Linked DNA regions of Homo sapiens: region 1 is linked to region 2. The links are chromatin contacts, found by Hi-C or POLR2A ChIA-PET in ENCODE. All regions are on one chromosome and are shown on one strand. The core of a region is the stretch at or near the end of the contact, and the rest is flanking DNA. Distances in the headings are between cores, read along the strand shown.

Region 1 (5,302 bases), core at 1,148-3,647, 83 kb after region 2:
TGCCGTCAGGCCCCACCAAGGGGCTCTGGTGGAGAGGATTATCCCACACCCCCTCTACAGTGCCCAGAATCATGACTACGACGTCGCCCTCCTGAGGCTCCAGACCGCTCTCAACTTCTCAGGTGCGGCACTGGCTTGAGGGTGGGCAGGCTGGAGACTATGGCGAGAGAGGGCGGGGGCTGGGTGGGAGAGTGGTGAGCTGATTTCTGAAGTTTCCTCTGAACACTGTAAACCTTAAAACATTCTATTTATTTTGGGACTAGTGAATTTTGGCATCATCTGGTTCTGAAATTGTTATCAACTCTTGTACAGGCTCTTTTGGGAAAAGAGGTTCAGACCCATTTCATGGCTAGGGGGCAGGTGGGCTTTGCCTTGAGGTCTGAAGCAGCTGCCCCATCCACCAATAGGCTGCTCCACCCCTGTCCCCAGGCTAGCCTCGGGTCCTAGCCATTTGGTGCCATGTTACAGTTTATGAGATACATTTTTTCAAATATCTTCTCTTTCAGTCCTCGTAACAACCCTGATAGATAGTTGAAACAGGTAGATACAGACAAGAGCACTGCAGTGCAGGGAGGGAAGCAACTCTCTTCAAGGTCATGTGGCAAACAGTTCCTAAGCCTGATGCCAGGGCTCCTCCTGCTGCTGCACCTGCCCGTGAGCCCAGGCTGGAGCTATACCAGCAGCCACTCTCCCCGACACACACGTGCATGTGGGCATTCACCTACAAACACACACACACATGCACTCACACAGTCATGTGCACATAGACTCACACGTGAGCATTCACACATGCTCACATGTACGTGCTCACATGAACACACTTGCGCACACACACCACACACACAAACATGCACACTGTACACACACATATACGTTCACATATACTTAACACTCCTTCCTCCCGTCATTACCTGTAGCCTTAAGTTTCCCAAATAACAGTCATTGCCATACACATTTCACAAATTGTATCACATACGTGAACTATCGTTCAACAGATATTTCTAAGGCTGGGCATGGCGGCTCACGCCTGTAATCCCAGCACTTTGGGAGGGTGAGGTGGGCAGATCATTTGAGGTCAGGAGTTCAAGGCCAGCCTGGCCAACATGGTGAAACCCCGTCTCTACTAAAAATACAAAAATGAGCTGGGTGTGGTAGCTCATGCCTGTAGTCCCAGCTACTCGGGAGGCTGAGGCAGGAGGATCACTTGAACCTGGGAGGCAGAGATTGCAGTGAGCTGAGATCATGCCACTGCACTCCAGCCTGGGTGACAAAGCAAGACTCCGTCTCAAAAAAAAAAAAAGAAAAAAAAGGAAAAGAAAACTTTCTTAGTTGACCGAAATAAGTGTATTTAAAAGAAAAATACGACTATATTAGTATCTAAGTAGTAGATACTACATGAGTATCTACTGTAGTAGTATTTCTCTTTTAAATATACTTATTTAGTTATAATAAATAGTATATTTACTATATAGTATAGTAAGTAAATAGCATATTTACTATTTAAATATACAAAATAGGTATAGTAAATAGATAATAATTAGTATCTCTAGTTAGAGAACCTATATTACTTACCTAACTAGAGAACCTATGTTACTTATAATAAATAGATCCTAACCACAAAAATATGTAGCATGAAAAGAAATCAGTGTGGAAGTTCTAGGTAGCTGAGTCCGCTGCAGAAGTTGCTGCACCTGGGCGTGCTGTCTCCTGTTTGGTGGGAGGACGGCAGGCAGTAAGAAAGGCACAGACCAGCACCAAATGAAGTCTTTCTCTGTGATGCGGTTAGAGGGACTGAAAGAGAATTGAAAAGGACATGGCGTTCTCCCCAAGTGAATGCTTTACTCAATAGTGTGCCTATGTACTACCTAAAATCATGCATGGCTGCACCCATGGGATATGTCACGTTTTTGGAAACACTGTCCTCATTAGAAGTTGGGTGCCCATGGCCTGAAAGAATTTTCACCCCCACTCCATCCCCAGGTGTGGGGAGGGGGCAGCATGGGTCCTGTCCACCCATAGAGGGCGCCATGCACACTGCAGTTTGCATGCTGTCCTCTGTGACAGGGGACCCCAAAGATGGGACAGTGCCCCACTTGCATAGCCATCTAGGAGGCCTGGCTGGTGGAACCCAGGAGCCAGGACTGTTTGAGAAGGGGGCTGAGGAGGACTTGCCAGTCCTGGGTCCTTCGCCCAGGCTCTGCAGTGGGGGAAGCCAAGCCTGACTGGGGACCAGGACCATGTGCCTCTCTACAGACACTGTGGGCGCTGTGTGCCTGCCGGCCAAGGAACAGCATTTTCCGAAGGGCTCGCGGTGCTGGGTGTCTGGCTGGGGCCACACCCACCCTAGCCATAGTGAGTCAGCTCCCTGGGCCCTCGGTGCAGGGGCGGGTGTGGGAGGCATTCTTCCCCAGGGTGAGGCAAGGCCACATCCCCTGGCCACATGACAGTGCCAGCCCTGTTTTTCCCTGGCATCACCCTTGGTCAGGCCTAGGGTCTCCAGTCTCCCCTGCTTGGGCCTTTCTGGGGAGAACATCTACTGCAAGTTTTCCCTAAACCCAGACCCTTTTACTCCCCCTCCCCTTGTCCCAGGAGCGCCATGGTCTCACATTTGGTGTATGTGTGAGTCCTCCTGCTCTTCCCACTCCCAGCCCCCAAGTCCGATAGCCTACTGCTTCCTTGCTCAGCGTCCACAGCTCCCACCCTGGGCTCGCCTCTTTGGGTCTCCCTGTCTCTGGGACTTCGAATTACCTCCCCTCTTGCTGCTCTGCCTGCCTGGGCCTTGCTTTGTGCCCTGCAGTTTTTCTCGGTGTCTCTCATAGCTTACAGCTCGGATATGCTCCAGGACACGGTGGTGCCCTTGTTCAGCACTCAGCTCTGCAACAGCTCTTGCGTGTACAGCGGAGCCCTCACCCCCCGCATGCTTTGCGCTGGCTACCTGGACGGAAGGGCTGATGCATGCCAGGTGTGGCCTGTGGTGGCTGGGGTGAGGGTGGGAGTGGAGGTGGGGGTGGGAGGGCAGGGGGCCTGCTGTGACTTGGCCCCCTGCCCTGGTCTGAGCTTGTCAGTGGTGTGAGACAGCCTCTCTAGAAGGAGGGGCACCTAGGCAAGTCTGGAGCTCATGCTAAGGGTTTAAGGAGGGGTGAGGCCAGCAGATATCTCAGCTAGAAGCAGGCGGGGCCCAGTAAGGAGATTCCACTTGCCATAGTGGTCTGGTGCTCTCCATCAGGAAGAACTAACTGGCTGTTTCTCTGTGTCTCCATGCCTGGATCCCTTAGGGAGATAGCGGGGGCCCCCTAGTGTGCCCAGATGGGGACACATGGCGCCTAGTGGGGGTGGTCAGCTGGGGGCGTGGCTGCGCAGAGCCCAATCACCCAGGTGTCTACGCCAAGGTAGCTGAGTTTCTGGACTGGATCCATGACACTGCTCAGGTGAGTGTGGGGGCAGGAGTAGGGCAGGGAGATTTCTAAAGGACCTGCCCTCGAATGCAAGGAACCTTACCCCTTAGGCCCGGGCCCTGCTGGGGACTGGGGAGGGTGCTAGGACATATTCCCCAGAGTGAGTGGAGGAAGAAGTGAAGCTTAAACATGGAATCCATTGGATTTCTATCAGTTTAAGGATGAACTGGGTAAGAGTATGCCTGAGTTTGTATCCCAGATCTACCATTTCCTGTGTCGACCTTTGGCAAATTTCTAACTTTGTTAAACCTTAATTTCCTGATAATAACCATGATGGCTACTTATATGCTATTGTTATATGCTATTAAATAAGACCCGTACAATGCCTAGCACAGTGCTAGGCTTAGAGTGAGTGATCTGCAGTGTTTTTTGTTTTTTTTTGAGATGGAGTTTTGCTCTTGTTGCCCAGGCAGGAGTACAATGGTGCAATCTCAGCTCACTGCAACCTCTATCTCCCGGGTTCAAGCGATTTTCCTGCCTCAGCCTCCCAAGTAGCTGGGATTACAGGCATGCACCACCACGCCTGGCTAATTTTTTGTATTTAGTAGAGATGGGTTTCACCATGTTGGTCAGGCTGGTCTTGAACTCCTGAGCTCAGGTGATCCACCAGCCTTGGCCTCCCAAAGTGCTGGGATTACAGGCATGCACCACTGTGCCCGGCCTATCGTGTTATTTATGTGTATATCTGTTACCATCATTCATCCCTGGTCTCTAAGGCAGTTACTAGTGGCCACATTCCCTGCACTGTGGAGAGAGCTCAGCATTTAGCAGTTCGGGTTCTGCACCTACGTAAATTGTGTGACTCCGGGCAAGCCACTCTCCTTCATCTGTTCAATGGGAAGGCCAAGTGAGATAATGTGTATAAAAACACATTACTGGTCGGGTGGGGTGGCTCACGCCTGTAATCCTAGCACTTTGGGCGGCCGAGGTGGGCGGATCACGAGGTCAGGAGTTCGAGACCAGCCTGACCAACATGGTGAAACCCTGTCTATACTAAAAATACAAAAGTTAGCTGGGCATGGTGGCACGCACCCAGCTACTTGGGAGGTTGAGGCAGGAGAATCGCTTAAACCTGGGAGGCGGAGGTTCCAGTGAGCTGAGATCGTGCCACTGCACTCCAGGCTGGGCGACAGAGCAGGACTCTGTCTCAAAAACAAAACAAAACAAAAACATTATTTACCTAAAGTATTTTACAAATTTAGGGCATGATCATGAAAAGCATCTTCCTCTAAGGTTGGGCAGGGGTGGGGGTTGGTAGATAATACATTCGGAGTTTACAGGGAATGTATGTATTGATCTTCTCAAAGAAATCTTACAAAAAATCTTGAGCAGCAGATATTTTTAGCCTCATTTGATAGAAGTGAAAATCAAGGCCCTGCATGGTTAAGTGATTTACTAAAATAAAAGTCGCTTGGCTAGTGTAGAGCCATGCTGTGAATCAGTTCCTTTCCCTTTTGGTCTAGGACTCCCTCCTCTGAGTCCTGCTGTTTCCTCCAGTCTCACTGCACACCACTGCCTCATGCTTCCTGGGGCCTCCAGCAGCTCCACTAATGGAGGAGAGGCAGTAGCCTCCGACACAGAACGCATGGACCTCCTACTACTGTGTGTGAGGAACAGTCACTACCCACTGGCCAGCCACCCAGCCAACAGGTCTCTCCTCTTGGGCCCTGATTTCAGAGTCCTCTTTCTCACTAGAGACTCAATGACAGAAGAGAGGCTGGGACTTGGTTGGGCATGCTGTGGTTGCTGAGGGATGAGGGGGAGGAGAGAGGTAGGAGCTGGAGATGAAGAGGCTGCTAGAAGCAGCAGGAAGCCTGCCCTTCTGCCCTCTCCCCTCCCTGCCCCTG
Region 2 (5,843 bases), core at 2,499-4,998:
CCATATTTCAGACTATCACATGGGGAGAAACCTTGGACAATACCCCGCTTTCAAGGGCAGGGGTCCCTGCGGCTTTCCACAGTGCATTGTGTCCCTGGTTTATTGAGACTAGAGAATGGCGATGACTTTTACCAAGTATACTGCTTGTAAACATTTTGTTAACAAGGTATGTCCTGCACAGCCCTAGATCCCTTAAACCTTGATTTCATACAACACATGTTTTTGTGAGCTCCAGATTGGATCAAAGTGGTTGGGTCAAAGTGGCTGGGGCAAAGCTACAAATTAACATCTCAGCAAAGCAATTATTTAAAGTAGAGGTCTTTTTCAAAATGGAGTCTCTTATGTCTTTCCTTTCTACATAGACACAGTAACAGTCTGATCTCCCTTTCTTTTGCCTACAGAAGAGACATCTCCTGAGAAAGGAGGATCTTGAGTTTATCTAACTGATGGCTCAACACCTAAGACATCTGGTATACCAGTGTTTATCCGTGGTGTGAGGGTTTGGAGGAAGGCACACAGAATCATCTGAAGTGCTCTTTTCTCTTTTATGTTTTATTACAGAAAACTTCAAACATATACAAAAGTAGAATGAATTGTATAAAGAAATCCCATATTGCATCATTTCACTTCAAAAATTATCCACTCATCCCAATCTTGCTTCATTTCTACCTGCACCCAGCCCTTCCCTTTCATACTATTTTGAAGCAAATGGGTTGCTTTTTCAAATTTTAAGCGCCTTATGCTGCTTTTATAGCAACATGATGGCAAATACTGTGCAAACGTGGAAACGCTGTCTGATTGTACTGTCCTCTACCAGAAATATGCATTCGCTACTTTGCTTCTTGAATACAGGTATGTCATGTGTATGTGAGCCATGATAGGCCAGGAGGAATCCTTTCAGACTTTGCTCCTGACTTCCTTGCCTTTTCCTGATGATTTATGAACATCTGTGAATTGGGAGACATATAAGCCATGATAAATGTGAACTATGAAGAAGGTGAGGTTAATGAGGGAATACAGAACACATGCATTTATTAATTTCTTTTTTTAAATTCAAGTATTCATTCATTGCTGCATGCATTGACTGTGTGTAGCCATCACATTCCATGCTGCACGCTCTTTCTTCTCCTTTCTCAGCCTAACTCTGGCTCTTCCCTGACTTTTCCTTGGACCTTGAGGAACAGTCTTCACCTTACCCAGTAGTCTCTCTGCTCAGGAAGAAGCAAGAACTTAGGCAGTTGTGTTTTGTGGGTCTGTACACACAGGTTTTCTGGAGGGAGGTCCCAGAACCTCAACCTCAAAGTAGCACTTCCTTTCATTCTCACTTCAGATTTCTCATTACCGTTGTCAAAAGACAAAATTACAACGAGTTTAGTTTAAAGATCTTAATTCACTTTATTTGTGATTCTAGAATCAGGCAACACTTCATTCCATAAAGTAGAATCAGTGTCCCGATGAGCTGAACAGATGAGGTTGGTTTTATAGAAAGAAAAAGGCTGAAGAAAGGAGACACAAAGAACAAAAAGCAGATTGGCTGTTTCAAATTTAATTTCCTGGTAAGGTGGGAACTGAGAAACAGAACAATAGAAAAATAACTGATTGATTGGCATCAGTTTAGTTCAGGTACTTTTTTGTAAGAATTAAAACAGAGGGAACTTCGTTATCATGAAGACTGAAACTGGCAGGTTTGGGAATTTGGTGATTATCTCTCATTCTCCTGATTTCTCAGAAGGTCAGACAGACAGCTTAGTTTTGGTTTGGCGAAGTAGAGCTTTAGCATGAGTGACTCCATTTTGGTTTGGTCTGTTGGGCTTAGTGCAGGAACTCAGTCCAAAGTGATGGCCTCCTGTAAATGTTAACATTGTGAAACCTTTCTAATTCAGTCAGAGACTGGGTGCTCTTCCTCCAATATTTCCTCTGCCATTTGCATCTTCCTCAGGGGCAGATTAAACTTCACAGCTCATTACTTGCACAAGCCCCTTCTAAGGCTGACATCTAATTTTGTATTCATTATTTTATATTCTTTTCTTTAAAGAGTCCTTCCCCTCCCTGCAACTGTATAAGATTTAAGTTCCACTAAATCTAGATCCATCCCTCATCTACCTACAAATTAGTAATTATCATATTTTTCTGTGATTATATATTCACATGTTGTGGGTCCCCAGACCTAGCACAATGTCTGCTATGTGATAATTGCTTAATAAATATGCAGTACAAAGTTTCAGAATTTTCATCTATCAGTCATTCTTTGTCATTGGGCATTTATTATTAGTTGCAGTTAGAATTCAAAGTTGACAGGTCTACCAAAAAGAAATTGATTTGGTTTTCCAAGGAAGGGAGTTTCTCAGGATGTTTTGGCTGTTTTCAGTGCTTCCTCTCTCAATCCCAGTTTTGTTTCCTTTGCTCATGGCATGTGAATTGGCCCTTGCTTCACTGGGATAAGCAGATTGTCTCAAAGACACTTAACAATTGTCAGGGATCTTAGAGTCAGTGCCTACTTGGGGTCAACCCTCACAATATATCTTTTTAAAAAACCAAAAACCTTTTAATCAAAACAGTACATCTGGCTCTTGGTATCCACGGATCCAACCAACCACAGATCAAAAATATTCTGGAAAAAACTAATAAAAAATAACAATACAACAACAAAAAATAATGCAAATCAAAATACAATATAACGACTCTATAGCATTTAGATTGATTTGTATTAGGTCTTATAAGTAATCAAGAGATGATTTAAAGTGTATGGGGAGGATGTGTGCTGGTTACTTGTAAACATTACATCATTTTATGTAAGAGACTTGAGCATCCACGGATTTTGCTACTGGGGCAGGGGAGGTTTCTGGAACCAATCCCCCCATACCAAGGGAGGACTGTGTATGTTTACTGCAGAAAAATAGAGAAAGCAAGGGCAGAGAAGAGAATAAATACCATAAATCCACCACCCATAGGATAATTTGATGTCTGTCCTTTACATACATACTTACATACTTTTTGTTTTCTGACCAATGGTTATACACTTAAGTTTTTAAAAAGGAATCATAGTATACATAGAATATTGTGAACATCTTTCTGTATGCAATGCATTAAAATAATGAAACCATTTTTAAAAGCTTTTGACACATTTATATATTTATAATATGACAGAAAGTACTAAGTATCTTGTTCACACAGGACTAATATTATGTATATCTAAGTAATATAAATATGTAATGTAGGTAATGTAAATGTGTAATGTATCACGTAGATGTAATATATGTACATAGATGCAATTATAAGCAACCTTTTATTTATAATGAGGTGACGCCACTTCTTTACACAACTCTAGAGGGCGCCATTCGTAGATTCTGGTGCCACAGCGGCCCAATAAAAGTTGAGGAAAAAAGATCGAGATGGGCTCGTTGGCTCTTTCAGTTAGATAATTTTACAAGTAAGCCTTTTGAAGTTTAGAAAGGTTCAGTTAGACCTGGTTATTAAAAACGTTTAATTTCCTCCAGTGAAAAACGGGCGGGAAGCAACGAACTTTGAAAACAACTAAGGAAGAAAACGCGTCTGCTTACAGTTTGCCAACTACGGGACACCGTGGAAATCCCATCTCGGGATTGGCGCGGTGCCTGCTGGGAGTTGTAGTGCGCCCCTCGCCTTCCGGGCGGCGGTCTGAGGCCCGCGAGACTCCGTTTCCCGGCAGGCCTCGCGTCAAGACGGCCGGCGGGACGGGAGCTGCGGCGCTGGCTACGAGAGTGACCCAGTCAGCGTTGGTTCCCGTCTTGGCCATGGCCTCGTTCGTGACAGAAGTTTTGGCACACTCCGGGAGGCTGGAAAAGGAGGATCTGGGGACCCGGATCAGCCGCCTGACCCGGCGGGTGGAGGAGATCAAGGTGAGAGCGGGGCAGCTGTCTGCTGACTGGAAGGGGACTCCGGGTCCTTGTGTGAAGGGACTGGAGAGAGGAGTCAGGGGCTAAGGGCAGACAGAGTGGGGACCAGCAGAGTGGGGCCTGTTGGGGAGATCTAGTTGTGGGGGCTGAATGAGGAGTGGAGGGGCCCAGAATGTGTGGATTGAGGAGGGATCTTGGAGGGGAGCCCACACAGGGGTTGGGAACTGAGGAGGCGAGGAGACCTGGGACTGTGGGGACGAACAGGCGGTGGCTGGAGAGCACTGGAGAGTGGAGTTATGTTGGGGAGGGGTGTGCCGCGGGAAGAGGGAGACTGAAGAGACCAGCAGAGCGGGAGGAGCAACTGGAAGCTCCGAGGAAGCTAGGGAGCGAGCGCAGGAGAGGAATAGAAAAGACAGGATCCCCCTTCCCCTTCTTCCATCGATGAGTGTTTATTTCCTCCACCCACTCCTTGATTTGTTGATGAATAAAATAGCCTGGAGGATTGCACCTTTCTCCTCCCCGACATTAAAAAAAAAACAAACCCAAACCCTCAGTATGTTTTTATTTTTATGTATCTATCTATCTTTTGAGATGGAGTCTTGCTCTGTCGCCCAGGCTGGAGTGATCTCGGCTCACCGCGACCTCTGCCTCCCGGGTTCAAGCGATTCTCCTGCCTCAGCCTCCCGAGTAGCTGAGATTACAGGCGCGTGCCACCACGCCTGGCTAATTTTTTTTTTTTTTTTTTTGTATTTTTAGTACAGACGGAGTTTCACCATGTTGGCCAGACTGGTCTCGAACTCTTGACCTCAGGTGATCCACCCGCCTCGGCCTCCCAAAGTGCTGGGATTACAGGTGTAAGCCACCGTCTCCGGCCTCTTAATGTGGTTTTAAAACTTCATCTACAAGCACATGAAGCTGTGCTGAGTGTCATTGGTACCTACGTAAACGTTGCTGCCTTGAGATTGATACAAAAACTGGAAGCACGTAGCCACACACAGTTTTGCTTTGTACTGATATTGTTACCTTGCCAGTATTTGTCCACATCTTCAGTTGCTTTCATTTAAAATTTTGTGTATCTGAGTCAAGTAGGGTTTCGAGGGAGCAAGTTTGCCACACACCATAAGGGCACAGGTATAACCCTTCCTAACAGCTCTTGATTTTACAAAAGTAGTTTCCTGAATTTTAAGTAGTCATATCCCTGACATCTCTTCTTTAATATGGCTTTCGGATTTTTCACCACTGTTTAATGTGATGGAAAGAGGACAGGTTTTTAAGTTACTCTAGCATGGCAAGCGACCCTAGCTCCTGCGTGTTCTGGACCCAACATGCCTTTCTTTGCTTTCACTAGTTTCCTTTACCAACTTGAATCTTCAGCCAATTGAGAATTACTTTCTCTGCTCTCCCTCCCTTTTTTAATCCCATATTTTGCTTATGTTGCCATTTTTCCATCTTTACCTGTAGTATTTTTCAAACCCATTTTTCAAGTTCCATTTCAAATGTCTCCTGCATAAAAAAAAATCTTTATCTTCCCTCAGGGAGAGGGGATCTCTTTCTCATTTGTGCTCCTGGAAGGCTTTGTAACTTTGTTGCTGTATTACATTTCAGTCCTGTATTCTTGTTGCTCAAGTATATAGTATCTTTACTACGTAGGAATTTGAGGGCAAGCATAATTTGTTCTTTTTTTTAATTCATGTATTTATTCCTCTGTCAAAATAATAATTTAACAAAATTAGCCAGGCGTGGTGGTGTGCGCCTGTAATCCCCAGCTACTCTGGAGGCTGAGGCAGGAGGATCGTTTGAACCTGGGAGGTTGAGGTTGCAGTGAGCCGAGATTGTGCCACTGCGTTCCAGCCCGAGGGACGGAGTGAGACTCCATCTCAAAAAGAAAAACAAAATCAATTTAAAGCCATCACATTTTTAAAAGATAAAGGAGAATTTGTGGCACAGCTGCATTAACAAAACAAGACA

The links. Hi-C counts contacts between places; a loop is a spot of excess contacts on that map. ChIA-PET counts read pairs that join two places held with the same protein, here RNA polymerase II (POLR2A). Pooled maps may share reads with other maps.
Region 1: a loop to region 2 is called in a map with no recorded cell type, with 2.4 times the contacts of the local background. The contact joins the enhancer-like site here to the promoter of ZW10 in region 2. A Hi-C loop is called at or near these places in 2 of 37 single-sample maps with no recorded cell type and 2 of 50 pooled maps. POLR2A ChIA-PET finds 5 or more read pairs at or near these places in 1 of 52 experiments (activated T-cell).

The regions. Positions count from the first base shown.
Region 1 is chr11:113,687,891-113,693,192 of GRCh38, reverse strand. TMPRSS5 (transmembrane serine protease 5) reads left to right here. Exons shown (of 13, transcript NM_030770.4): 9 at 1-122; 10 at 2,254-2,352; 11 at 2,820-2,962; 12 at 3,276-3,428; 13 at 4,919-5,302. The coding sequence ends at 4,933. Among named protein-coding and RNA genes, the nearest start is that of TMPRSS5, 16 kb to the left of the region's middle. RefSeq lists enhancers at 1,925-3,124, 3,352-3,853. Within about 2 kb of position 2,397, at least 3 of the 41 ENCODE cell types and tissues checked have a DNase peak (open chromatin) inside an H3K27ac peak, as active enhancers do.
Region 2 is chr11:113,771,597-113,777,439 of GRCh38, reverse strand. ZW10 (zw10 kinetochore protein) reads left to right here and starts at 3,748. Exons shown (of 16, transcript NM_004724.4): 1 at 3,748-3,878. The coding sequence starts at 3,774. RefSeq lists enhancers at 3,558-3,617, 3,748-4,017.